3 separate regions of the Mus musculus genome follow, and regions 1 and 2 are each linked to region 3. Evidence: chromatin loops called from intact Hi-C (ENCODE). Cell type or tissue: heart. All regions are shown on one strand. Links, peaks and the distances in the headings refer to the core of each region. The heading gives the core; the rest is flanking DNA. Region 1 has its middle 7.8 kb from the start of B3gntl1. Region 2 holds the start of Ogfod3 (2-oxoglutarate and iron-dependent oxygenase domain containing 3). Region 3 holds the start of Foxk2 (forkhead box K2).

Evidence for each region. A loop is a pair of places that touch in the nucleus more often than their neighbours do. Peaks named below come from ENCODE experiments on the same cell type or tissue, not always from the same donor. Only the 100,000 strongest peaks of a DNase experiment are listed, where the experiment ranks them.
Region 1: a loop joins it to region 3, with 2.8 times the contacts of the local background. A loop is called at or near these places in 1 of 42 quality-filtered maps.
Region 2: it touches region 3 in a loop (5-fold over the local background); 1 of 42 quality-filtered maps calls a loop at or near these places.

Annotation. Positions count from the first base shown.
Region 1 is chr11:121,676,113-121,685,854 of GRCm38, forward strand. No RefSeq gene overlaps it. Among named protein-coding and RNA genes, the nearest start is that of B3gntl1, 7.8 kb to the left of the region's middle. In heart, for the core only: a CTCF peak has its summit at 4,759; no DNase peak of the experiment used is centred there.
Region 2 is chr11:121,200,430-121,210,171 of GRCm38, forward strand. Ogfod3 (2-oxoglutarate and iron-dependent oxygenase domain containing 3) reads right to left here and starts at 4,219. Exons shown (of 9, transcript NM_025402.2): 1 at 4,060-4,219; 2 at 2,462-2,679; 3 at 482-557. The coding sequence starts at 4,133. It overlaps Hexdc (hexosaminidase (glycosyl hydrolase family 20, catalytic domain) containing), which reads left to right and starts at 7,214. Exons shown (of 12, transcript NM_001146073.1): 1 at 7,214-7,346. The coding sequence starts at 7,263. In heart, for the core only: no CTCF peak of the experiment used is centred there; a DNase peak (open chromatin) is centred at 3,962; H3K4me3 peaks cover 1,654 bases; H3K27ac peaks cover 1,649 bases.
Region 3 is chr11:121,252,355-121,260,938 of GRCm38, forward strand. It overlaps Foxk2 (forkhead box K2), which reads left to right and starts at 7,633. Exons shown (of 9, transcript NM_001080932.3): 1 at 7,633-8,168. The coding sequence starts at 7,777. It overlaps Narf (nuclear prelamin A recognition factor), which reads left to right. Exons shown (of 11, transcript NM_026272.3): 11 at 327-3,502. The coding sequence ends at 568. In heart, for the core only: no CTCF peak of the experiment used is centred there; DNase peaks (open chromatin) are centred at 7,067, 7,587 and 8,317; H3K4me3 peaks cover 1,912 bases; H3K27ac peaks cover 1,916 bases.

The DNA.
Region 1 (9,742 bases), core at 3,210-5,709, 420 kb after region 3:
CAGACCTAGTATTGTGCAACAGTTTTCTCTGATATCGAAACATTCTATCCTGCAGGGAAGCTCCTTAAACAGGAAGGTAAACAACTCAAACTACCTTCTGGGAAGCTCCTGAAACCAATCAGATTCACTAGGTTCCTCCCTACCAAATTAAACAATAAAAGCTGAGGAAGTCCCTCTCAGACTGTAGGAAGCTGAGCTGCAAAGAAGACTGAGATCAGAATAGCTGCCTTGAAGAAGCAGAAGCCAGCCAAGCTGCCTGGAACAGGTTTAAACCAACTGAGGCACATAAAAAGGACACTCTCCAACCTGTTGGGTGGCCTGCAGGCTGTGCACTGACTCTCCAATCCCAGCTTTTGTGAGCTGTCATCCATGCTGGGGTGGGCCTTGGTGATGAAGCTGTCTTTTGAATCATTTCCACTCCTGAAAGCAACAACAATAAAATGCTTTGGTCCACCAAATTGGACTCGGGTGGTATCTATCTGTACTTTGGTCTGTCATGACAAAGGGTGAATAGTTAGTTATGTGTGCTCCATAGCCCCAGGAAAAGTTTTGTCACGCAACACCTGGAAACTCCTTTTTGCAAACATTCAGAGTGCCAGAGCACTGCATAGGTTCATGGTGGCAGCAGGTGCTGTTCTGAAATCCAAGGGTTGTGGGTCCTAAGCTTGATACCCATGAGGTAGGGTATACATATTAATTCTGGGCTTTTCTACAACCCCCTTGTTCCCAAATAAATGACACAGCAACCTAATGTTTATTAAAAGGCTTCAAGCACTATAGCTGGACAGATAACTCATCTATTCTCACCTGATCATGCTGGTCTGGACTAATTTCCAGTCATGCACCCCATTACTTGCCATCTGAATCCTGCCCTGGCTCACTCTGCTCCTTGTGTGTCCTCATGGCTGCTCCCTTGGTGACCTGCTCATGAAGAATCCTCCTGGTCCTTCCCTGACCCTTCTGTCTCTCCTTGGGACCCCCTGTCCCTACTCCCCAACCCATCCACTCCAGCTTCCTGGCCCTGGCATTCCCCTGTACTGGGGCATATAATCTTCGCAGGACCAAGGGCCTCTCCTCCCACTGATGGCTGACTAGGCCATCCTCTGCTACGTATGCAACTAGATACATAGTTCTGGGGAGTACTGATTAGTTCATATTGTTGATCTTCCTATAGGGTTGCAGACCCAACGTTTAGTTCCTTGGGTAGTTTCTCTAGCTTCTTCATTAGGGGCCCAGGAAAATAATTTTTACACATCACTGAGACATGAGATGCTCTAATAATCACAGCGCCAATGTCTGGACTGCAAGAACATCTCTGGGCATAGAAACCAGCATCTGAAATACACAGCACACAAACTATTCCCCAACAGTAGGGAGTCTCACCAAGATACCATCAAAGGCCCAGGCTATGGGGACTGGCACCAACACAGGCAGACTGTGGGAAGTGGGCAGGGCATTGTGTTTACTGTATTGAAAACATTTGTTCTCAAATCAGGAAAGAGGAACAGGGATGAGAGATGCTGGTGAGTAATTATGGGCATCTGAAGGAGCGTGATACAAAACTCCTGAAGCTGTGGCTTGATGCTGCTTATACAAAATGCTCAGGAAAGCTACCTATGTCTTTAGAGGCCCCAGTGCTAACTGCCCAGGACTTAAAGAGAGGGCAAACTATTGTGGTCTGAAATGTCATGTCTCCCAGGCTCCTGTATGAGAACCTGGCCCCCAGAGGATGATGTTAGATGGGGCTTTTTAGGAGATCCTTAGTTTGTTACATTAGTTGCCTTACACAAGACACTTGAGGGAGCGCTACATCCTATGCCATGCGAGTGAACACAAGAGGTACCATCTGTGAGGAAGTTGCCCTCACCAGACACCGAGTCTCCTGGTGATGATGAACTCTAGAACTATGAGAAATAAAATCCTACTGTTTATAACTCACCCAGACTGTGTTTGGTGGTGGTGGTGCATACCTTTAATCCCAGCACTCAAGCAGCAGAGGCAGCAGATCTCTGACTAAGAGACCAGGCTGATCTATAGAGTGGATTCCAGTACAGCCAGGGTTACACAGAGAAATCCTGTCTTGAAAATAAAAACTAATACATAAAAATTAACTTACCCAGACTCTATTTTGTTATAGCAGCCAAACACTCTAGATGCTTGTTTATAAAATGTGCAATTACATGATACTGGTACTGGAATCAAATTGCATGATGCTGGTACCGGAAGATCTACATGGGTATGACAAGATGTGGGTGTTGCTGGGCCCTCATGATGGTCTTCCAGGTATACCACCAGCGGAGATCAAGGTGAAAGCTTTAAAGCAATAGCCAGATGAGCGCTCAGGACAGCCGAAGGCTCAAGACCTCCAGCGTTCTTTCCAAGTTTACAAATGAAACAGACCTCAATTTACCTCAACTGAACCTCTCCCCACTGAAGGTCAGGATACTTGGATGATAGATAACAGTACATGGTGACCAGCACATCTCAAAAAATAATAATAATAAAAAAACCCCAATCCTCAAGAAGAAAACAGGCTATGATTATACAAAGCTCCCACTTCTAGGTTACCTCACTATTTTATAGGCTAGTTTTATCTCAGTCTCATTCAAGACCTATAGCTTATGCTTTTTAGAAATATAATGTACAGGCCATAGACTTGCTGTGGACAAGATCCCAAGAATTCTGTCTTTCAGCAGCACATGCTTCTAGAATCCAAATCTGGGGATTAGAGTTTCTATAAGGCAACCCTGTGATGCAGTCAGTAGGAGTAAATCCTGTGTGATGTGTTCCTGAATGAGGGTAAACCCTTGTTGTGTAGCAGTTTCTTCCTAGATTAAAGCCTTCCATCTTGAAGGAGGAAACCTCTTAAGACATAGACTATATGAGAGGAGGTTGAAACAACCACATATTTTATGACAGGGTGTTCTAAGGTGTACCGGCTAGTTTTGTGTATCAACTTGACACAAGCTAGAGTCATCAGAGAGGAAGGAGCCTCAGCTGAGGACCCAGCTGTTAGGCGTTTCCTCAACCAGTAATCAATGGGGGAGAGCCCAGCCCATGGTAGGTGGTGCTATCCCTGGGCAGGTAGTCTTGGGTTTTATAAGAAAGCAGGCTGAGCAAGCCATATGAGGCAATGCAGTAAGCAGCACCTCTGCATGGCCTCTGCATCAGTTCCTGTCTCTAGGATCCTGCCCTGTTTGAGTTCCTGTCCTAACTCCTTTCAGTGATGAACAGCAATATGAGAGGATAAACCAAATAAACCCTTTCTTCTCAAACTTGCTTTTTGGTCATGGTGCTTCATGGTGTTTCAAAATTGACCGGATTCATTAGGATCCTCTTTCCCCAAGACTATATAAATAGTAAAAACGTTGAGAGTCACCTTCAGACAAACTCAGTCCCCTGGAAAGAGCAGAAACCAGCTGTCTTAGTTAGGGTTTTTATTGCTGTGATAAAACACCATAACCAAAAGTAATCTGAGGAGAAAGGGGTTTTTAGCTTATGATTCTTACATCACTGAAGGAAGTCGGCAGGAACTGATACAGTGGCCATAGAGAAGTGCTAATTACTTGTTCACCTAGGCTTGCTTAGCCTGCTTCTATTATACACCCAAGGAACACCTGCCCATGGGTGGCACCTCCCACAGAGTGCTGAACCCTCCCACATCAATCACTAATTAAGGAAAAGCACTGCAGACTGTCTTCAGGCCAATCTGGTGAGGCCATTTTCTCAGTGAGATTCCCTCTTCCTGAATGACTCAAGCTTGCGTCAAGTTGTCATAAAACTAGCCAGCACACTAGCTCAGCAGTCTGGAAGAAACAGAGACCAGCCAAACAGCCTGGAAGAACCAGAAACCTGCTGAGCTTCCTGGCAGAGGCTCAGAGCAACTACATGGAAAGGACACTCTCTAACATGTGGAACTGTCTCCAGGCTATACTGTGTGTCACAGGTTTCCAGGTTTTTCTGAGTTGTCAGTCGTGGGGTAGGCTTCAGTGATATAGCTGTCTTTGAGTCATTTTCACTCCTATAAGTACCCCTCACCCATTCTTCCATAAGTAACACTAATAACACTCACTAGTTCACTGAGTTGGACTTGGTATTTGTGCTTTGGTCTATGGTCAGCTTTTTATCTGAGATGAGTAGACATCTGGACTAGACAGTACTGATCCTTTTGGGTCATGACCTCTGAAGAGGTGACCTTCTTCTCACATGGAGATCCTGGAATCCATGGGAAATGGTTTGAGGATGTGGCTAGAGCTTTTGGGACCACAGGCAGATCCTGAGAAAGGAAAGGAGAGCCTGAGATGCAGAACACGGATCCAAGTCATGATCTCTGCAGCACTCAGAACACGTCTGTGTCAAAGCTATGGGGGTATGCCTGTGGCCTCCATAATGATGAGGCTCTCTACACAGAGCCCCACTGCAGGAAAGGATAAGTCTGCTTTGGCAGAAAACAGGTAGCAAGCAATAAGGCATTCTCTGTAGAAACCATGTGTATAGCGAGCCTGCGCTTGTCTCGACCTGGATCCCAATCCCCCACACATAGCCGAGAAAACAGCCGGAGTCAGTGGTTTCCATATGGAGTGTTTTTGTTCTCGGGTACCATACAGGCTATAGTGATGCAGGAGAGGAGGTCAGAACATGTGGAGTCCAGAATAAAGTCTACCGCAGAGTTGAACTCCAGGCCTTGTGCAATGCCTAGAGAATTGTCCACCTCAGCAGAGGCTGGAATGGCTGGATCTAATCTAAGCCCCTCTTGTGGCTACTGAAGGAACTACAGATGTCCTGATCCCCGGGGCCCAACTAGCCACTGTCTTAACTTTTTATTGCAGTGATAAAACATCATGCCCAAAAGGAACTTGGGGCAGGGCAGTGAGCAAAGGGTTATTTCACTTACATTTCCACATCACGGTTCACCATTATAGGAAGTCAAAGCAGGAACTCAAGAGAGGAACCTGGAGACGGGTACCGAAGCAGAAGTTATGGAAGAGTACTGCCTACTGGCTCTCTCAACCTGCTCTCTTAGACCATCCAGAGCCATCTACCCAGCCATGGCACTGCCCACAGTGAGTGGGGTTCTTCCACATCAACCATCAATCAGGAAATGTTCTGTAGACTTGCCAATAGGTAAGTCTTATGGATGTATTTTCTTAGTTAATATTCCCTCTTCCCAGAAATGTATAGTGTATATGTGTATTAGTGTCAAGTTTATAAAAACCAGTCAGCACCACTTCTGGACTCAAGGAAGAACAGACACATGGTAGGTAGGCCCTGATTGCTGAAGGAGCATGACCCAGATTGGGAAGAAGATAGAAGTATCTTGACTTGCAAAAGGAACTACCCTGTTGTGCCCACAGAACTTGAGGATAGTTTGGAGGTGTTCAAGCCAGAGGCCCCTCTAGGTCTAGGATAATTCAAGGGTAGATAGCGGGTCCCTTTAGGTTGTATTAGGGTATAGCAAGCTATATTATCCACCTAACTTGAGCTGTCTGTTTGATAGAGGGGACAGGAATGTCCTAGGATTAACATCCTATTATATTCAGTGAGACATTGTTCTTTAAATTGTGGGCAGGAAAATGTCTCACATGAGCTACAATAATCTATGGAACTCAGAAATATGAAATGGCATGTCCATAAAAGTTTGCATGTAAGAGGGAGTGCTGGGATGGATCAGAGAACATAGAGGAGAGGTGGCAGGCCAGAGACTCTGGGAGCAACCTTATGGTCATGCCATTGTGCCACATAAACTTGTATACCTGAGGAAACACAAGGAAGGAAAGCAGTGTTGCTAATGTGGCTGTCAAAGCTAGTTGGCTTAAGAAGTTGACAGCCTCCACTTCTGATGAGACCTCCGGGGGAACCAGCTTCAGGGTCCTCCTTAGCAGTCCCTGACCTCACAGAAGGGATTTGCTGAGAAGCACAGGCTTCAGCTCCCAACAACTTGTAGCTCCATTGCAGCCAGTACAATGCCAAAGTATGTCTATGGAAACCTCTTTTGATCCATAGCTGCACCAGCTAGTGGGAAAGGCTGTGACTGGACAGAAGCCTGAGGTAGAGACTGAAGCCAATGGCTCGGGGCCACGTGGGACCTCCTTCTCAGCTCTGGCTTGTCCTAGCCAAGTGACCCTAGCCTGGTCATGCCATTGTGCCACATAAACTTGTATACCTTATTGCAAACTAGAGCCCACCCCTTAATAAAAACCAAATCACCCAAGGAAGGTGACAGGTGGCATACCTGGTTACCATAGCCCATGGTAACAGCCTTACTACTAGGAGGCAAACTGTGGGTTGTTAGCCTGTGTAGCTACCACTGCCCCTAATCTTCTTTAGGTTAGCTGTGAGCAATTCTAGCCCTTTGCTTTCCCATGGTCTATGGTAGGTTACATAATTTCAGGTTGTTCTCAATGGTCAAATCACTAAGGAGGTGGAGGCAGATGTCACCATGGTCACCCTGATTCCTCAAACATTCCTGGACATTTGCTCTAGAGCAAGATCCAGCCAAGTACCTGGGATGCTGGATAAGTTGCCCTAGAGAGCTTTCCAACACACTGGGGTCACAGAGTTGATGATGTAGGCTGCAACTGGTAATGCCTAGACTTAAAATCCGAGTCTATCTGTGGCTGTTGTATGATATAAAGGAAATTTATCCTTATGGTCACTGCCACAGAAAGGAAAGATTGGGTTGCAATGAGGACACTGATTAGAAGGTACTAGACTGAAGGGAGTTGTGTAAGCACAAAGGAGCTACACCAATGGATAGATATAGGGTCAGTAGTAGCCTAGGCTTCAAAAACTAAACTCAGCTTATTCAACTACAGTGGGTTCTTTTCTTGACTGGTGATTGTGATTGGTGAGCCTAGCCTATTATGGGTGGGGCCACCCCTGAGCAAATAGTTCTAGGTGCTATAAAAAAAAGCAGGATGAGCAAGCCACAGGGACAAGCCAGTAACCAGCATACCTATGGCCATTCATCAGTGCCTGCCATCATATTCCTGCCATGTTTGAGTTCCTGCCCTGTCTTCTCTCAGTGATGGACTGTGCTGTGGAACTATAAGCTAAAATAACCTCCCCTCCAAGTTGCCTTTGGTCAAGGTTTTTTTATCACAGCAATAGAAACCCGAAGGCAATATCAAATTCAGTCCTGCTCAGATGATAGTAGTCTGTGACTCCCTACTACTACTCCATTTGAGGGCTGCTTTAGGCCACCCCACCTCTGCCATCCCCCCATCTCCCACCCACACTGTCTGCTTATCCCTTCCACAGGAAGTCTTTCTATTAAGGGCTTCCAGCACTGTCTCTACACTGCTGGCTCTGTGGGGGCAGGGACAGGGTCTTTTTTGTGTACTGCCAAGTCCCCTTTTGCTGGCGGAGACCAACAATCACGTGAGCTGGTTGCTGATTCAGGTCCAGAATTCTGGGGCCAGGAAGTATCACAGGCAGCAGGGAGGAGAGGGGCTGGCTCCTAAGACAACCCCTGGAGTATTTGGGGACTGACTCCTCAAGAAGAGGGCTCGGCATGCTCCTCATGCTCAAGAGGTCGTTTGTGGTGCTTACTGAAGGTGGCTCCATACCAACCGTTCTAGTCCCAATTGTCTCCCAGAGGCCCTGTCAGTAGCAATAGGAACTGTGGCTCAGTGCTGGCAGCTCGAGGAGTCATTTTCAGAGACCAGTACTTAAGTGAACCTGAGATCTGGACTTGAACACAGAAGAGAATTACAAAACAAGACACTATCAAGCAAACTCAAAATTTATTAAGGAAAAGATAATTGTTGAGAAGGTAAGGTAGGGGGATTGTCAAGTTTAAAGTCAGCTTGGGCTACATAGTGAGTTTCAGGCCAGCCTGGGACAAATAGGGAGATCCTGTCTCAATAAAACAAACAAACAAATGGTTTTATTGCAGTTTTAAGTACTAGAATTAAGAGGGAGAAATAGTTGTTAAGAGAGTGTAAGTGGCTTAGAATGTTTGAGAATATCTTCAGAGTGAAACTTAAGTATTTTAACAATGATTTATATTTACATATATTACATACATACATACATACATACATACATACATACATACATACATGATTTTATGGCCCTTGAAATTTTATTGTTCAAGAGGTTTAAAATGTTTTGGCATACTTATTATACCAAATATTCTAAGGAAATGTTACTTCTGAAATGAGATTGTAGATGGTTTCTGATGAACTAGACAAGTATACAGATGAATAAAATGGAAATGGGTCAAGAAAAAGCCAAGGGAATCCTTTTTATATATAGGTCACACACACACACACACACACACACACACACACACACACACACACACACACACACACACACACTTCTCAGCCACCAAGGGTGAGGGACTCTTTCTCTCTCCCCATATCTCTTCATTTTCCCTGTCTTTCTAATCTTGCCTCATTCCAGCCTTTAAATACCATTAACACATGTGTGATTTGGGGAGCAAAGTTTCTGTCACATGAATTTTGGGTGATACTAACCACAGCAGTTTGCTTGGGGTACAAATTTGCACTTTCTCCTGAGGTTTGTAAATGTGAAGAGGTCTATAAATCATGAATGTATTAACAAATCAGAGGCATGGCTATAAATTCTAGGCTGGCACCTAAGACTTAAGGTTTCCTGGTTCAAGAACAGGTCTTTGGCTTTGTACTGTGCCCGAGACATTTACAAAGGGCCTTGGGGGAGGCTGGGTGGGATCTTTGCAGAGCTGGGTATAAGGTCCATAGAACAACCCATTGACAACTGAAGGGTTTCTCAGCAGCTTATTCCTCCCCTAGAACTGAGAGGGGTTGGCCCTGCTACAGGTTAACTTTGTCTTCCCAGAGCCTTCCTGGTTTTCCTGGGGTCCTATGGAGGGTTTAGACTCCCTGACTGTAGGAAGTCATCAAAAAGAGGCCTGTGGTGAGGGGCCCCAAAGTTAATGCTGGCTGGAAAGACCATATCCTGCTCAGTAGCCTGTAGTTTTGGGTGACTTAACACCCTCTTTCGCTTAATGTCTGCTCTCCTAAATAGTGCAAATATCAGAGGGAGTGTCAGAGGCTTCAAAATTCACAAGGTGTTGTAGGCATCTGAGAAAATAGGTTCTGGCACTCACCCTAGGTTGATATCATAAACTCTGCTTCAGTCATTGTTACAGGTACTGGGTCCTTAGTTTCCCCATGTTTCTGTCTAACTTAGCTTCCCATATGATCTGCTTTTGGGCTCATATAAACTTAGGGAAACACGAAGTGCTTTTCCAGCTTATTTTAAGGGACACAGAAAAGTATATAGACAAGCAGCCAGATGCGTACACATATTGAGTACCAAGAACCCTAAGAACATGACCTATGACCCCACAGAATTAGGCTGCACCACATTACATACCAACCCAGCCTCATTGTTTGGTTGGCTGGGGTGGGGTGGGCTGATGACGGGGGTAGGGGAATCTTCTCAAAAAGCAAAGTTGCTTCTGTTGTCCAGGAAATTCCAAAAGATTTCAGAGCTGAATCAGGAACTGGGACAGAGACCAAATACATATTTCTTATTATGTCATACTGGTGTCCAGAAGTTCAGGACACCCAAGGAGACTCCTACTCAGCACATCTCAGGACGACTCTGAGCAGGCAGTGAAATGTGAACTGTAGGCCATTTGTCAAAGACATCATCTCTGTAGGGCCATCCATCCCTGAGGGTATTCGAGTTGTGGATGACTCACTTTATTAGACCCACCCTTAAGAGATTTTACCTCAGCAGCCTGTGA
Region 2 (9,742 bases), core at 2,454-4,953, 56 kb before region 3:
GAAATCACTTTGTAGATCAGGCTGGCTTCAGAAATCCGCCTGCCTCTGCCTCACGAGTACTGGGATTAAAGGCGTGCACCACCACACCCTGAGAAATCTTTCCTTTTTAAGATCTTGTTTTTTTAAATCCACACACAGAAAACTTCAGTATCAGCTGCTTCTGAGCTGGTATTTATGAGCCACAGAGATACTGATTGTCAGGTAGGGCCGGAGGAGCCCTTGTCTCCACAGCAGGGGAAGCTTCCTGGAGGAGGCTGGGCCTCTAGACTGCTCCATCATCAGAAACATTGCTAAGGCCACAGCATTTCCTCAGAGGAAGCAGGAAGGAGGACGCCTGCCCTCTGACCCCCCAAACCCCTGAGGATGGTTCACAGAACTGTGGGGGTTCTCTAGACTCTGTTGTTGCCCTGGCTCACCCCCCCATTCACTGCTCAACCCAACTCCTGGATGCCCTAGACAAAGTGCAGAGGTGCATGGGTACCTGCGAATCTGCTCCGCCTCCTCCCTGGTGATGACGATGTCAGTGACACCTCTGCCACACTTCCTGGGGGTACAGCCTGGAGGGTGACAGCCAAGGAGAAATGCTGACTTCTGCCCGAGGATCATGGCCAAGCTGACAAAGTCTTCTACCATGACCAGGGAGGGCCAGTTTGGTTAAAACACCTAGTTAAAAGCCAACTTCAGATAAAAAGTAACTTTTCACTGCGATTTCGCCCTATGCAGAACCTCAGCTCACATCTCCTTCCTGCCAGGTGTCCTGGGCTTCCCACATAGGCTGATCCTGTCACTGCCCCCAAGGCCCGGGGAAACAAGGAAGTCCCCAGACCTTACATTGACATTTTGGTCTTGCTCTGACTTGTTCGTTAGAAACATGGTTTCTCTACGTAGTTCAGGCTGCCTCAAATTTAGGAACTTCCTGCCTTAGCCTCCTGAGTTATAGGCCTGGGCTAACATACTAACTGGCAATGTCCTTAGCCTGCTTGCTTGCTAGAGTCCCTTTAGAAAGTTCTGACACAGCCCAAGCTGAGCCTGTCATTCTGGTCACCATCCGTCTCCAGGACCGTAGTACCTGCCTGCCATACTCATTTCTGCATCTCCTTCACCGTGGAGTCATGCAGACAGACACCCAGAGGGCAGAAGTTGGAAGCAGCTCTGACGGGAGAGTTGAGTGTGATGATGTTTAGGGTTGTTGGAGAGATGCCAGGTTGGAGTCGAGCATCTGCAGCAAGCTCGGCAAACAACCGGTCCCTGTATTCTGGCAGCTCCCCTTGCCCTGAGTGAGCTGTGTGCTCTTACATGAGACGGGACTGTAAACTCTGGGGACCTTACTACAAGATATGCTGGCTGGTAAACTGCCATTTACAATTTGTGTGTGTGTGTGTGTGTGTGTGTGTGTGTGTGTTGTAAATTAGAATATTCCAAGTAGACTCCCAGGACAGAGCATCCAACACAACAGAAACATGTTTATTTTATCGACTGCAGAAGGAGAAGAGGATGTGCCCTTTGTCCTTGGCCACCTGGTCCACAAAGTTCTTCCTCTGCAGGTTCACATGTGGCTGAAGGGCTGACTTCTTGTGCATCACAACAGCGCCCCTTTGTGGAAGAACATGGAACCTTTTCTCCATTCACATCCAAAACATTACTTTGAATGTAAAAAAATAAACCACCCTTATAGAGCTAGGCCCAGATTCTACATTTGAGGAACAGAATGCATCTGTGTGATATCGAATGTTCAGGAAAACAGCAGCCCAAGGAGGCCAACACCCCACCCCACCAATCCAGTCCAAAGGTGTGTGCTCTCTAGGCTGTCCTCACCTGGCCCTGAGACCCTGACATTGCAGCTTCCCTCTATTCCCCTGGGCCCAACCTCAGAACTCTGGCTTATAACTAGCGTGTAGAGGTCGGAGAACTACAGACAGCAGTTGGTTCTCTCCTACTGTGTAGGTTCAGGATACTGAACTCAGGTCATCCAGTTTGTGTTACGTGTTTTAACAGCTAAGCCATCTGGCTGACCCTTTCTTGGCTCCCTAATTCTGTTACCTCTCTGCAGGCAGCCTCTGGGCACAGAAGCCTGATAAGGTGCTGCCTGCATCTGAGTGGCACTGGAAGCCAACTCTGAAACATCTTTATTTTCCAACCAAGCGTGAGCTTGCCTATCTGGGAAGGGAAGGCTTGTCTCTGCCCACATATATTGTTTTAACTGTAGCAAAAGTCAATGCTGAGTTTCATTTCTGTCACGTCCTGTGTGTCTGGGTATAACTATATGCACATAACCGCAGGTGCCTGCAGGAGAAGTTGGATCTCCTGAAGGTGAAGTTACAGGCAGCTGTGAGCTGCCAGTCAAGGGTGTTAGGAACTGATATCTGGTCTTCTGGAAATTCAACAAATGTTCTTGAATGCTGAGCCATGTCTCCAGCCCCTACCAGCCACTCTAATTTACTGAGAAGCCGGTGGCACATACCTTCAAACCTTCGGTGACCATCGTAGTCCTCAGAGCAGGGAACCTCAATGAACCTGCCTTCTAGGACCTCACCACGACGGGCCACAACCTCAGCAACATCATCATCGATCCCCACACTACTCCAGAGCAGACATGTGACCAGAGCAAGGCCGACCCCAAAGGCCACAATCCTTAGCCATGTCCTCTGTGCCTCCCGAGGCAGCCGGTCCTTCTTGGTACTAAAGAAAGAGACGATAACCAGCCACTGGATGCAGCCATCATACTAAGCATGCCAATCAAACTCACAAGATGTTCACACTGGATGCCACCAGGCTTGGGCTGTGTCTACACTGATCTCTGATCAAGATGGATGCATCCCATCAATCCTGAGATATGGGAAGTACTTGTAAGCTAATTATGAGGCAGCTGGTGGGAAGTAGGGCATCTACTTCCATCCACAACTCAAGCTTATCAGGATGCCCACCATCACCACCCCTCAGAAGAGCTTCCCAGGCAGTATATGGACCTGTCTTCTCTGACCAGACAGGGCTGAATATGTGCTTCAATGGGCAAAAAAATTGTGGGCTGACCATAGGTAATTTCTGTCCAGCCCACAGAGCACCTATTTGGAGGATTGTCAGGGCATGTGAGTCTCTGATCACTCATGCATCCATATATGACTGCCCCATCCCAAGCCTGTGTTTCTACACGAACACATGTGTACGTAAACCAGCGTACATGAAGCATATCTACTTAACTCAAATCATAAACCTGGAGCCAGAAAGAGCACAGAAGAATGTCAGAAATGATATGTGTAAGTTTCCTCTACGACCCAGGTCTGTGTGGTCCGGTCCCTGATGAAGCTGTGTCTGTGTCTCTACACTTCTGTGTGTATAACTAGAGTGGCTGAGCTCTGCTGTCCAGGAAAGGTCTCAAAATACATGCAGAATTGTCAGAGTTAGGTCCCTGTCCCTAAGGACTCCGTTTCTTAGTTACCATTTCAGGTGTGGGTTTGACAGAGGCTCACAAGGCCAGTTTTGGATAGGTGAGGTGTGAAAGGCTGGGATGAGGTAACCAGCAGAGATGTGAGGAGACAGACCATGTAGTGGGTGGGGAGTCCTAAAGGCTCAAAAAGGGTCCCTAGCGAGAGAAACCTGTTCACGTGACTGAATGCAGCTCGACTCCAAGAAGAGGTTTCCTGTGGGCAGGGCCTCTGTGCAGAGCTTGGAGGTGGGCAGCCACGTGGACATTTTCACTATAGAAAGGATGCCGCAGGATACACTAACCAAGTCACGCCCCAACACATCAATCACGCCCACACTACCACGCCCTCTCTCTAAATTAAGCCTGCTCAAGTCTCAGTAGGGCTGGTCCCACCTGTCACCTCTAGCCAGGGACCAACCCAGACACGAGTCAGACCCCGCCTTGTCATGAGCACGTCCCACCCCTGTTAGGTCCCACCCCTGGGATGGCCACGCCTCACTCTGCCAAGGACACAGCAATCAAGACCACGCTCTGCCTCCCTCCGACCCCGCCCTCGGAGTGGCCACGCCCACACACACCAGTCAGGCTCCGCCCGCTGTGGCGCGCGGCCTCCCGGTCCCTAAGGATCCCGCTACCTGGTCGCGCGCCGGCGCTCTGCAGCACTACTTCCCTCGGGAATTCTGGGTGGTCCCCTCCGCTGAGGCGCCATCGGGCCCAGCCGTCGCAGAGCCAGCTACGACACGAGAGCCACCAAACTCGGGGCAATAGCTGCGACAGCGAAAGCGAGGCGGGAACGGGGTCGGGACGCGGGAGCGACGCGCTCGGTCTTCGTCCGGCTCACGGCCAGACGAGAGCAATCGGAGGCCGAGCGGTGGCGGGGGTGGGGTGGGGTGGGGGGAGGCGGAGCCTTCTCGGCCCTTGGCACTGCAACCCTGAGGCACCTGCGGAATTCTGTCTTCTCCTGTAGCTGGGCTGCGGCGGCGACGCGGGTGAGTCAAGCCCACAGCCACCGATTGTGCTGGGCCCGGATGACCTGTCTCCTACGGCCGCCGCCCTCTCCTTTCCCCGGCCCCGAGAGCTGCATTGAGAAGCCTGTCAGGGACTTTGAACTGCCTGAGAGTGGCAGGTCGGGCAGGGTTGGGGATTGAGGGCGAGCGTAGGGGGGGTGTGGTTCCTAAGGCTAGGACTTTTGAGTCCTTGCACAGGACGAGCAGGTGAAATCATGCAACTGGATGCACAACTCTGTAATTCTTTTTAATAATCGCTTGTGATTTTACAGAAGGTAGGAAAACTGTTTCTAATATCTTGACTGCTTCAGTGTCCTCCAGAAATGAACTGTAATGGAAACTATAGTCAGTTCTGATATATGTAGAGTTTATTCCCTTTTCAGGTTATTGTTGTTGTTATTTGCAGTAGCCAGGGTGGATCGCAGGGTTCCTGGCATAATGAGCAGCCGGTGCTGTATCACGGAGCTAGTCACCATCTCTCCAAATTACCACTGCCTTAATTGTTTTTCAGTACGAGGAATTGAACCTAAGGCCTTCTGCATGCTAGACAAGTGTTGTACCACTAAGCAATCCAGTCCTTATTTTACTTATTAGTCTGGAGACAGGGTCTTATTAAGTTGCAAAGTCTAGCCTTGACCTTCCTTTATAGCCCAGGCAAGTCTTAAACTTTAATCCTCCTTCCTCAGGAGGGGGTGGGGTGGTGTACTGGCTAGCTTTGTGTCAACTTGACACAGCTGGAGTTATCACAGAGAAAGGAGCTTCAGTTGAGGAAATGCCTCCATGAGATCCAACTGTAAGGCATTTTCTCAATTAGTGATCAAGGGGGAAAGGCCCCTTGTGGGTGGGACCATCTCAGGGCTGGTAGTCTTAGTTCTATAAGAGAGCAGGCTGAGCAAGCCAGGTGAGGCAAGCCAATGAAGAACATCCCTCCATGGCCTCTGCATCAGCTCCTGCTTCCTGACCTGCTTGAGTTCCAGTCCTGACTTCCTTTGGTGATGAACAGCAGTATGGAAGTGTAAGCCGAATAAACCCTTTCCTCCCCAACTTGCTTCTTGGTCATGATGTTTGTGCAGGAATAGAAACCCTGACTAAGACAAATTGGTACCAGGAGTGGGGTATTCCTGTGACAACCTGACCATGTTCTGGGGAGGACTGTGGAAGGACTTTGGAACTTTGGGCTTGAAGATCCATTCGTTGTTAAGAGCTCTGTCAGATGTTGTGTAGGAGCTTGGAAGATAATGTTGAGAACAGTGCAGAAGATGGAGGTTTGGTTTGTGAAATTTCAGAGGGAAAATTAAAGACTCTTTTCAGGGCCATTGCTGTTTTGATTGTGAAGATTCTGTAGTTCTGGTTAGCTGGGGCTGAAGAATCAGCTGTGATTAACAAGATACCAGAACTACTAAAGCAAAAACTTTGCATTACTGGGACTATTGATGCTGGTTAGCTGGAGCTAAGAAATTAGCGGTGATTAAGAAGAGACCAGCATCATTGAGGTGACATCTTCTGGGAGGTGTTTTCTGAGAGCACAGTGGCTGTGTTCCAGATATAGCCAAAGTTGTACCTTGTGCTGTGGCTGGACTTGGTAATGTGTAAGAGTCACCCAGGTGGTACTGGTTTTGAAGGCATGAAGGAGTTGAGCAGAACAGCTGAGGATTGGCACTGTGAGAGGCCATGGAAGGCCATTGGTGAAAGTGCAGCCTCAGTTGCAATTGATGGCCCAGGACTGAAGGGGTCATGCAGTGTTTTGGAGATGCCAGTACCATGAGATGACCACCAAGAGCAGCAGCAGCAGTGGAGTACAGGCATCTGGAGCCTAGAGGATGACACATGTGCTACAAAGGGCCTGGCTGGAGAAGTGACCCAAGCCCTTGGAGGAGCCCAGAAGATCGTGAGTTGGATCCCAGACATTGGACGGTTAGAGATTGACTTTTGCTTTTGATTGTGACTGTGCCCTGATATTTTCCCTCTTGAAGGAAGAAACTGTTTTAGTGGAGCCCACAGTTAAGAGACTTTTAATTGTAAAAAGACTTTGGATTTTAAAAGAGATGGATATTTTAAAGAGATTGAAATTTTAAGCATATGTAAAGACTGTGGGACTTTTAAAGTTATTTAGAATGGGGATGAATAAGATTGTAAGGGTTGAGGCTTACTAGTGATGTGTTTGTGTGTCAAGTTGACAAGGGGTCAATTGTACTGGCTAGCTTTGTGTCAACTTGACACAGCTGGAGTTATCACAGAGAAAGGAGCTTCAGTTGAGGAAATGCCTCCATGAGATCCAACTGTAAGGCATTTTCTCAATTAGTGATCAAGGGGGAAAGGCCCCTTGTGGGTGGGACCATCTCAGGGCTGGTAGTCTTAGTTCTATAAGAGAGCAGGCTGAGCAAGCCAGGTGAGGCAAGCCAATGAAGAACATCCCTCCATGGCCTCTGCATCAGCTCCTGCTTCCTGACCTGCTTGAGTTCCAGTCCTGACTTCCTTTGGTGATGAACAGCAGTATGGAAGTGTAAGCCGAATAAACCCTTTCCTCCCCAACTTGCTTCTTGGTCATGATGTTTGTGCAGGAATAGAAACCCTGACTAAGACAGGTGGGAAAGGTGTTACAGGTGTATGCCACTGCCATGCTTGCTATAAATCATCATAATCTCACAAGGAAATACAGATCATTAAATGGTTAATAAATGCCTATCTCAGGGCAGTTTATAAATATTGTATTCAAATGTGGAAATAAAGGAGAGGGCTGTGTCTGCTCCTCTTTATAACTTAAGTTCTCTCCACCAGGAAGAAGTCCCAGACAGAGACTCTGTTATAGGAGTTTACAAAAAAATACCAACATGTCATCACCCACGCCATTTAAGATGAGATTAGTTCATTTGGACCTTAAAGGAGCGCCGCCAAAGGTTTCATATCTCTCTGAGGTAAGGACTCCCTTCACCTCGAATGAGCTTTCACTCTGTGGAAGCGAGCACTGGAGAGACAGCCTCGAGGCCTTCTGGGTCCTGGTGGTGACAGAGCATGGGGTTTTCATCCTCCCAGTTCCCCTCAGAATCAGACAGGACCGTGTAAATGGCCAGTAAAACTCAGAATCTACCTGTCTTTTTTTCTTTTCTTTCTTTTCTTTCTTTCTTTTTTTTTTTTTTTCAAGAATCTGCCTGTCTTGACCCTGCCAGTGCCAGGGTTATAGGCACACACCACCATCCCTGGCTTTTATATGACTGTTAGGGATCCAAACTCCAGGAAAAGAGGAGACTTTAGACCTAAAGTTGAGAAAACACATAAACAAGGACACCCTGAGACAACAGGAGCAGAGCGATACAATCACAAATTAATGAACCAGAAGCTAGAAGAGGCAGGAAGGACTCTCCTGTGAGACCTTGTGAGAAAGCATGCCCTGCCAACTCCTCAGCTGGAACTCCTGGCCTCCGGGACAATGAATGAAATCCCGTTATTTGAAGCCATGTCATTTGTAGTCATTTCTAACAATAGACCTAGAATCCCAATACATTCTTCAACATGAACACAGTATACTCATCTGTAATCCCAGTACTTGGGATGTAGAGGCAGGCCGTTCAGAAGATCAAGGCCAGCATCAATCCCACAGCAAGTTCAAAACCATCCTGAACTACAATTCATGAGACCTTGTCTCAAAATGAGAGGTGATAGTAGGATGCTGGAAAGATAGCTCAGTAGTAAAAGTGTTTGCCACCAGGCCTAATGACCTGAGTTCAAGTTCTAGGGACTTGTCTTATGGTGGGCAAGAAGCAGCTCCTGTAGATTGTCCTCTGACCTCCACGTGTGTTTAGGACACACATTTATACACACAATTAATTAATTAATGAAAAAAAAGTAAGATTTAGGTGTCAGGTATCACCATAGATTCTAAAACCGGAATAAGTATAGTCATATCTCAATACCCTAAAGCCCGTGTGGGGTGAGCAGCCTTAGCAGAAGGTGATAAAGCAAAGAGAAGGGAAACTGTAGCAATGCTGTGACCAAAGGAAGTAGAAAATACTCCCAAATAGATTTTACCCACATCCAGAATTGGGAGGAGTTTTCAACTGGCTTGAATTTGATAATGAGTGTATAAAATGAGGTTAAAAACAAAAGTATGGGGGTTCTGGAGGACCATAAGACTCAAAGAAACCAGAGACCTATCATAAGGACAAAATATTGGAGGAAAGTAAAGAGAATGTTCAGATAACCAGGAGGAAGGAGGCAGAGACCAACGGTGGCCTCAGCAAGGACCATCCTGGGATGGAGTACCTAATGTCCATGACAACAGCAGAAGACGAGCCTGGTCAGAGGCCTGTCTCCATCCCAGCCATGTGTGCCTGTTCTTTACAATGAGCAGGACTGCTAGGTATAAGGTTTAGTAGAGTAGTGAGTGCCTGCCTAACATTTGGAAGCCGTAAGTTCAATCTGTAGTACCTCAGTGAATAATAAGTAGGTTGTGGTTAAACTCTGAGTGAGCATAGAAGGACACTGCAAAAAAAGATAGTGTCTTTTTTAAAAATTTTTTAAAATTTATTTATTATATGTAAGTACACTGTAGCTGTCCTCAGATACTCCATAAAAGGGCATCACATTTCATTATGGATGGTTGTGAGCCACCATGTGGTTGCTGGGATTTGAACTCAGGACCTTCGGAAGAGCAGTCGGTGCTCTTAACCACTGAGCCATCTCGCCAACCCGATAGTGTCTTAATAGCACAGAAACAAGCATGTCACGGGACCATGAAACAGAATAAACTGAGATAATCAGATGAGATAAATGATGAAAGCTGGGAAAGAGGTTTAAAATCAGGCAGAAGACACTGAACTGGGAGGATTAGACAAAAGGATGCAAAATTGGTGCCTGCAGAACTCAAGCCTAAAGACAGAAGTTTAATTCCCAGACCCAGCATAGTGGAAGAAGAGACTTTAATCCCACAAGTGTCCTCTTCCTCCATACCCTACACGCAAACACACACACCAAAGCATCTGATTTAAGTCATCTTAAAGAAGCAGAATCATTTCTGATATATAGTGGTCGAGTTGGCAGTATAACAGTAGTATCAATAAGTATGTCAAGGCCAAGTAGTGGGGCCAAGTCTAGGGTCAGTGACCCAAAAGGAGTACTAAATCTTTGGTGCAGGTCCTTAAAATGCAGTACAAATGCCAGGTGTTCATGGCATATTGCTTTAATTCCAGCACTCAGGAGACAGAAGTAGGTGGAGAGAGCCCTATTTTGACATATGCACACACCTCCTGCCAAAAAGGGTCAGGGAGGAGGAAGTAGGGAAGAAAAAAGGAAAGCTATCAGTAATTCTAATGAA
Region 3 (8,584 bases), core at 6,085-8,584:
AGACAACAGAGTGTGCAAGCAGTTGTGCTCATAGCCTGCTGGTTTGGGTAATTTTCAGAAGAAGCCAGGAATCCAGATAGCAGCCTTTGCTGTCTACTTCTTAAGGCTTTTAGGTAAGACCAGTTTACGGGTAATGTATGTGGTAAGAACACCCAGGGCTCTTCTCCTGGGCAGGCTCCATGACAATACTGTGAGCCCCAGTACAATCTTAAGCCATTTAGTACTGCCTGCTTCATGCTTTTCCTGCTTCCAGCTATGTGCCCTGAGGTAAAGCTCCCATGACAGGCCAAGAGGGAAGAAGAGGTCCACTTGTGTGTATCTTTCAGGTTGCTTAAATGGCAGAGGCCAAGCACAGACAGAGGACGGCCACACAGATCGTGCACTGCTGCAGCAAATGGAAGGGATCTACTCCGGCATCCCTGTGCGGCCCCCAGAGAGCAGTACACATGTGCAGGAGTTGTACCAGGAGTGGCTGGAGGGTACTGAATCTCCCAAAGTCCAGGAGGTGCTGCACACCAGCTACCAGAGCTTGGAGCCCTGCACAGACGGCCTGGATATCAAGTGGTGACAAAGCCTGAAGGGCAGGAGGGGACAGCTCTGAGTGGAGAGTGGTGGGTGCTTCAAGGAACAACAGGTCCCTACAGCTTTGCCAGCGCTTCAGGACACAGTTTTCATGTGGTGCTATCTTTGTAGTGTGTGAGGGAGTGGAATGTTTGCACATGGGAGAGGTATTTTCCCTCTCTGCGTAGCCTTTCATCCCAAGATTGTGAGAAAGATCCCAAAGAGGCCAGGGACAGATCCCTGATTTGCAGGTTTAAAAAAAAAAATCAAGATGTGTTTTTAGAGAACCAAGACCCAGGGGTTGTGATCCACGAGCCTAAGATTATTGCTGCAGAAATGGAGGCATCAGGAAGGCCAGGCTGCTGTACAGTGGATAACTATGGCCTTCAGAGAGGCCCAGTCTTCTGGCCCAATTTGGCTCTTTCATTTGTATACATTTTTTTAAAAATAATTTTGAATTCTAGGGCCAGCAAGATGGCTTATTGGTACCACCATTAGTTTGATCCATGGAGCCCACATGGTGGAAGGAGAGACCAACGCCTACAAGCTATCCTCTGACTTTCACACAGGCACATGGCATGCATATGTACCACCGAGACCACACCCCGAAAATAACCGTAAAGAAAATTACACTAGTTTTAAGTCATAGTAACAGTGAGCCATATTTTTTATAGTCCTTGAAGGCCGGCAGTCATTACAGCCCTGGGCCACTGGTGTGCCTGAGTCATTCTTTTACTTGACCTGCCATCAGCGTTGAGCTGGACTCACCTCAGAAGAAAGGCTGCTGAGAATGGCATGCATCACACCCTGCATTTGATGCAATGTATATTTAAAAATAAACAAGTAGAGAATTAAGAGGGTGGCCCACCTAGGCTTTGGGGTTCTAAGGGTGGTGCAGCTCATAGTTACTGCTGTGGGGCCGGAAGACAGAGCTGAGGCTCCGTGGACCCTGGAATGGGTGAACCAGCTTTGTAATGTCCAGCCTCCTCTAAACTCCTCCCCAGTGCCTTTTCATACAAATAGGCCTGGAGCACCTCCTCTCCTCCACAAAGCCCACTGGTCTGGGATAGCATCCCTTCAGCCCTCACTATGCTAATGCGAGCATGCCTTAGGGGAAACAGTATGTCCACACACAGAAATAGCTGCCCGATGGTGAAATTCACAAAATCATGTGACACATACTAGATAGAGTCCACCCAGGAGATAAAGGGGTTTGATGAAGCCCCTGAATTTTGCTCAGTGTGTGACTGCCTTGACCCTTAGTACTGTCAGCTCTATCACAGTCCCACATGCCTCATGTCTTGGTCTTCCTGTGAGTCTGTCTAGGAGTGTAACTGGATATGTTATTGTAAACCAGTGGTTCTCAACTTGTGGGCTGTGTCCCCACAAAGGGGTCACATATCAGATATTTACATTATAATTCATAACAGTAGCAATACTACAGTTATGAAGTAGCAACAGAATAATTTTATAATTGTTGGGGGGGTCACCAGAACAGAAGAAACTATTAAAGGGTCACAGCATAGGAAGGTTGAGAACCACTACTATAAATTATGATTTTTTTTTTTTTTTTGCTTTCAGTCTATATGCCTTGGGTATCCATCCCCAAAGTAACTGGTTATGGAATAAACAATGCAATGGGGTCTTGAGTGTGGCATTGAAGGAGTCAGCTGTTCTCCTGTCCTGGACTACACCCCGCAGTCCGCCTCCCTCACCAGGCCCCAGCCTGGGTGATGATACCTTTTTCCCAGTCCCTCTCTAATAGGTCAGGAGAAGGTTCAGAACACGGGGAGTCAGCGTGGGAAGGGACTGACTTCCTGCAAACTTCATGGCACCACCCATGATAGCAACATAGGCTAGGGGCTAAGATGTGAGATCTATGACCTTCTGTTTCACTGATGCTAGGCCGTGGCCCTGTGAGCTTTTCAAGACTACAGGTGCCTTTCTGTCCCAGCACTTGGAGCCAGAGGCAGGTGGATCTCTGTGAATTAGAGGCTAGTCTAGGTTACAGAGTGAGTTCCAGGACAGTCAGGAATACATAGAGCAACCCTGCCTTATCCCCCAACTCCCTCCCCCCTAAAAACAAAGCCCAAAGCAATGGAAGTATGAAGTGAGCAAGTTCTTGACAGACAGGACCCAGTCAAAGCATCACGACAGTCAGAGTGGACAACGTACGCTGGTGCAGGCATGAGGGGCATAACCCAAGCTCCTATCTGCCCAGTGCTCTGTTGTACCATGCTTCTGCTCTGCTTGGGCAGAGGCCCAATCTTAGTTTGATTCCTACCTGGCCCGAGCTGTATGGGTTTGCACTACTGTGGGTAACCGTGCTTCTACATGATGAGATTCTGTCTCAAAGACTAAATTTGGTTTCTGTTACAGGTAATTTAGAAATAGTTCTGTCAGGGCTTGTGCCATAGTTCAGGAGCAGGGCGTGTGCCTAGCATCCATGGGCACCACATTCGTTCTCAAGATCCACAGTAGCAGAAAGTGACAGGGAGGATTGCTGCATTCTTTAGTACGTTGTTTGGACTGCTGTTAAGATCTGACTCAGTGTGTGCCTTACCCATTACTGGTCGACATGTGGGCTTCCCAGGTGCATCACAGGTGAGCCAACCACAGGGTTTGGGGTTGCAGCTGGCAGCTAGGCTGCAGGCGCTGCCCTGGGTACACCACTCACCTGAGGGGCACAGCTGGCCGGAAGGGTAATCAGGAAGTGTGGCTCCTTTTCCACTTGGCATATTACATATGGGGCTCCCTCCTGCATCTAGAGATGGGAAACTGCCTGAAGAACTTACTCTGGTTTACCATTTGAGAGAGTGCAGTCATTTATGTCAGAGAAGACACCTCGCATCTCACTACTCATGAAGCACCGTCTCTTCTGTGGATTCACGGCTCAGCTTGTAAACATTGAGTTGAAATGGAAGATTTATTATGATTTTTATTTATGTGTATGTGTGTCTATTTGAGTAAGAGTCAGGTGTTTATGGGTATCCACAGAGGCCTGAGAGGACACTGGGTGCCCGGGAACTGGAGTTACAGGGACCTGTGAGTTGCATTGTGGGTGCTGGGAACTGAACTCTGGTCTTCTGGAAGAGCAGCAAGAACTCTTAACTGCTGTGCCAGCTCTCCAGACCCTGAATGTAGTTTAAAGTGTGTGTGTGCCTGTCTACTGCTGGGACTGGAACCTGGGTATGTCATACACTAGGCAAAACTACAACTGAGCTATACCTCCAGTGCACACACAAACCCTTTCTCTCACTATTTATTCTGAGACAGGGTCTCACTAAGTTACTCAGGTTTTGAGCTCACTTTGTAGCCTGTGCTGGTCTTTAAATCTCCATCTTGATCCTCCTGTGTCTACTTCCCACGTGCTAGGATTACAGACTCACCACCATACCCTCCCTGTTTTTACAGTGGTGAATTGCATGCAGAGTTTGGGGATATACTAAGCTGGCACGCTGATAAAGAAGCTATGTCCCCAGGTCTGTTTTTCCTTCTCCCTTCCCCACCCTCCCCTCTGATTTCTCTCTTCTCTTCCTTCCCATCTTTCCCTTTCTTTCCCCACCCCCAACCCCTTACAGAAACAGCCTGGTCCCTTGAACTCTGGCTCAAGGGATCCACTTGACTCAGCCAACCTAGCAGATGTGACTCTCGCCTCATATCACTGATAGGGAAGATTGAATAAAGTCTCAGAATCTTACTTTTTCAGATACGGGAGCATACAACTTTGATCACAGCATCATAAGGTAGAGACAGATGGATCTCTTATTTGGAGGCCGGCCTAGTCTACATAGTGAGTGTCAGACCAGCAAGAAATAAATGATGGAGAAAGTATCTCAAAAAACAAAACAAGAAATCCTTTTCCCTCCACCTGCCTTCCTGCTTCCTTTCTTCAAACTTGGGTGGTTTTGAGACAGTTGTAGACCACCACATCCAGCCACACTCAGGTCTCCCTCTTTCACGCCCTTTCCCTTCAACTCCCTTTCTGTTTTGTTTTGAGATTATGGTCACATTTAGCCAAAGCTTGCTTTGAACTGATTCTCCTGCCTCCATCATCTCCCAAGTGCTGGGGTTAGAGGCATGAGCCACCATGTCTAGTGATGTTACCTTTTAAATCCTGACAGTAACTTTGGGGGTGGGGTGGATATAGAGCTTGCTCAGCAGTTAAGTATGCTTGCTGCTCTTCTAGAGGACCTAAGCTTTGTTCTCAGGACCCACATCAGGTGACTTAAGCACCTTTAACTGCGGCTTTAGGGGCTATGATACATTCTTCTGGACTCTGGAGTACCCATATGCATGTGGCACACAAATAAAAAGATCTTAAATCTTAATATCAGCACTGCAGGCAGAGGCAGACAGATCTCTGAGTTCAAGACCAGCTTGTTCTACAGAGGGAGTTCTAGGATAGCCAGGGCTATACAAAGAAACCTATCCCCCCTCCCTCACAAAAGGCAAAACCTAGAGTATTCTTAAAAATTCAAGATGGAACATACATTATTCGTCTGTGAAATTCACAAGAAGTCAGATATATTTTCCTTGCCTATCACGCACAAAGTCCTGGATCTACCCTGAGCACCACACGAGCAGGCATGGTAAGTGCCTTGTATCCCACCATCTGCTGTTAGGATCTGGCACTCAAGGTCTTCCTCAGAACTCTCAGGGTTTGAGGGGAGCCTTGAAAGCAAGGAAAGGAGACAAACCATCTCTCATAGTGCCTCACCACTTTCTAGTCTCAGCTGCTTCATGTCATCGCCAGCTCTTTATAATGTCAGTCATATTAATACTTTTAGCCCTTCTAATTGGTATCATGATTTTTGTTTACATTTATTTTGGAGAAAGGCTTGCCAACTATTGAAATGATCATAAACACCCTTCTGCTATTTTGTAGCTGTGTGTTTATATAAATCAGTGTTCTTATTGATAATCATAAAATCAAAATTTGCTGGAAGCCAGGCGTGGTGGCAGCACGCCTTTAATCCCAGAACTCGGGAGGCAGAGGCAGGCGGATTTCTGAGTTCAAGACCAGCCTGGTCTACAAAGTGAGTGCCAGGACAGCCAGGGCTACACAGAGAAACCCTGTCTCAAAAAAAAAAAAAATTGCTGGAGTACACATTAAATCAAAGTACTTGATGCATAGGAAGGTAACTCTTGAGTTCCAGGCCAGCCTGGTGGTCTACATGGTGAGTTCCAGGCCATTCAGGAATACATCGTGAGACCCTATCTCAAACAAACCAACTAATAAAACATATGGATCAACTCTGAAAAACATCAGAGATGCTCTATATCCTGCAGGATCAAATATTCTGCTGGGCGGGAATGGGGCATATGTGGGAGTATGGGCAAATGGGTCCCGAGGGCTCATTAGGCAGCTGGCCTTGCCAAAACCGAGAACTCCAGGTTCATTGAAAGACCCTGTCCTTGAAGAGGACATCCTGACATCAGTCCCTGGTGCTGCATGGCCCACAGTGGGATACATACACAGGAACAGATAAGCACATATATCCTATTAGAATACAGCGGCGTTCTCATCTGTAATAAATGCTTAAGTTTACATGTACATTGAAGAAGTGCTTTAAAATAAATATCTTTATAAGTGTTTGGTTTGGCCAGATATGGTGGCTCATTCCTCTACTCCCATCCCTTGGGAGGCAGAGGTGGGTGGCTCTCTATGAGTTCGAGGTGATCTTGGCCTATATAGTAAGCTCCAGGCCAGCCAGGGTTATATATGACTGATCGTCTTTCCCTCCCCACAGAAAACACCAAAACCAGCCACAAAAGCCAAACAAAGCAACATAAGTGTTGGATTTGTATGCTTACTTTACATACCTGGATAGCTAGGTGTAAAAAGTTAGATCTAGCCATGTTATAGATAGATGCTAGAGTCACATGGCAGAGCCTCAAACCTGCCCTAGGCAGTGCGCAGGACAACACAACGGTGTCAACAGTAATGGGAGGGCATTTCTTGTTCTTGACACCCTTTGTCCTTGAACTGTGTTTGTCTAGATACTCACCTAGTTATCATTTCCATAGTTTTCTGTACATCACCTACAATGCCTCAAATTAATATTTAATGAAATGGCTCTTTGCCATATTTATAGTACAAAGCATTTTGAACCCTTAGGAATTTATCCCGTAATTACAGACACATATGTCAAATAAGATATGTAAATGTTATAAAGACTGTTTCCCATTAAATGTATTGCAAGTTTAGACATAGAATGAATTAGAACGCAAAATGTTCCCATGCCTCTAGTCTGGGGCCTCTGTTTAGAAGCTCTTGGCTAGAATGTCCACTTTATCCTATGCAGCTTAAGTCCAGACTCTCAACCTTTCCACTCTCCCTGACCTGAATGAACTCCTTTTGTGCATCAGTGAGAGAACACTGCGTCCCATCGCCTGCACCCAGGGGCCACCATATTGGTGTGACGTTCTTTATGACCACGTGCCTCTCTTACCAGAGCTAAAGCAGGTGCATCCACTGCCCTTCGTTCCTGGGGAAGAAACTAGGGGTCTCAGCTTCACCTCTATGTTGGCACCGGCTTCTGGAGCCCCTCACAGCCTGCTCGATCTGCATAGCTCTGCTCCTCCCACGGGCCCGCGTTGTGGTTTCTTTTTTAATGGGAGAGATGGGATCTCTCTATCACACATACACAGATTGGAATAAAGCTCAGATTTGCAGTCCTTGGTATGAATTACTGAGTGCAGAACTCTATGCATACTGGGGTAATTTCTGTCACATCCCTGTGACATACGGGTCGATGCGGCAGGTTCCCGAGCAGCGCGCCTGACTCTACGCAACCTAGGGCGGAGTGTGAGAGGGGCCAGCGGCTCCCGGGGCGCACTCGCGCCCGTCGTGACCTTGGACCCCCGCTCAGTCCGCGAACGCGCGCGGCCCCACGCCAACTCCTCACTCCGCCCCGGGTTTTCCGCGCCGCCGCGGCCAACCTGCGTCGCGCGACGACGCCGGACGTGCGGGCGCTCGGCGGCGCGGCTCCCCATTGGCCGGCCTCGGTAGCCCCACTGCGTGCGCCGCGCCCATTGGTCGGCGTGCCCGTCCGTCGTAGGGCCGGCGCGCGGCCGTGCGAGCTCCCGCCCTCGCAGCTCTCCTCGCCGGCCGGCGGTCTCCGCGACCGTGCTCGGCTCGCGCGGCCCACGACCGCGCCCGGGCCTCGGCCCGCTAGGGCGCCCGCGCGGATCGGCCAGGCCTCGCAGGCGATGGCGGCCGCGGCGGCGCTCTCGGGCGCGGGCGCCCCTCCCGCGGGCGGCGGGGCCGGGGGCGGCGGATCCCCGCCGGGCGGCTGGGCCGTGGCGCGGCTCGAAGGCCGCGAGTTCGAGTACCTCATGAAGAAGCGGTCGGTGACCATCGGCCGCAACTCATCGCAGGGCTCGGTAGATGTGAGCATGGGCCACTCGAGCTTCATCTCGCGGCGCCACCTGGAGATCTTCACGCCCCCGGGCGGCGGCCATAGCGCGGCCGCCCCGGAACCCGCGCAGCCCCGGCCGGACGCGGGCGGCGACTTCTACCTGCGCTGTCTCGGCAAGAACGGCGTGTTCGTGGACGGGGTGTTCCAGCGGCGGGGGGCGCCGCCGCTGCAGCTGCCGCGCGTGTGAGTGGCGGGAGGGGGGCAGTGTCCTGGACCTGACCCACGGTGGCTACCCAAGAGCAGGGAGGGACCCTGACCCACAGCAGCCACCCCCGGGGAGGGGCGGGACCCGCACTCAGACCCACTGCCCATCATCAGGCAGGACGCAGAAGACCCACGTCAGCTACCCATGAGCAGGGTCAGACCCTGGACAAGACCTGGTCCCCATCAGGGAGGGATCCTGATCCGCTATCCGGGAGCAAGGAAGGCTAGACTCACCACCAGGACCCATTCACTGCCCATAACCAAGACCTGACTGATTCTGACCTACCCTAGTTTAATGCCCACGACCATCACTGGGATCACAGCCCCCCAGCGCTCCACCCGGAGTATTTAACATGCTGGCCCACTCCTGTCTGCCCTCCTACTGCCAGGTCCCC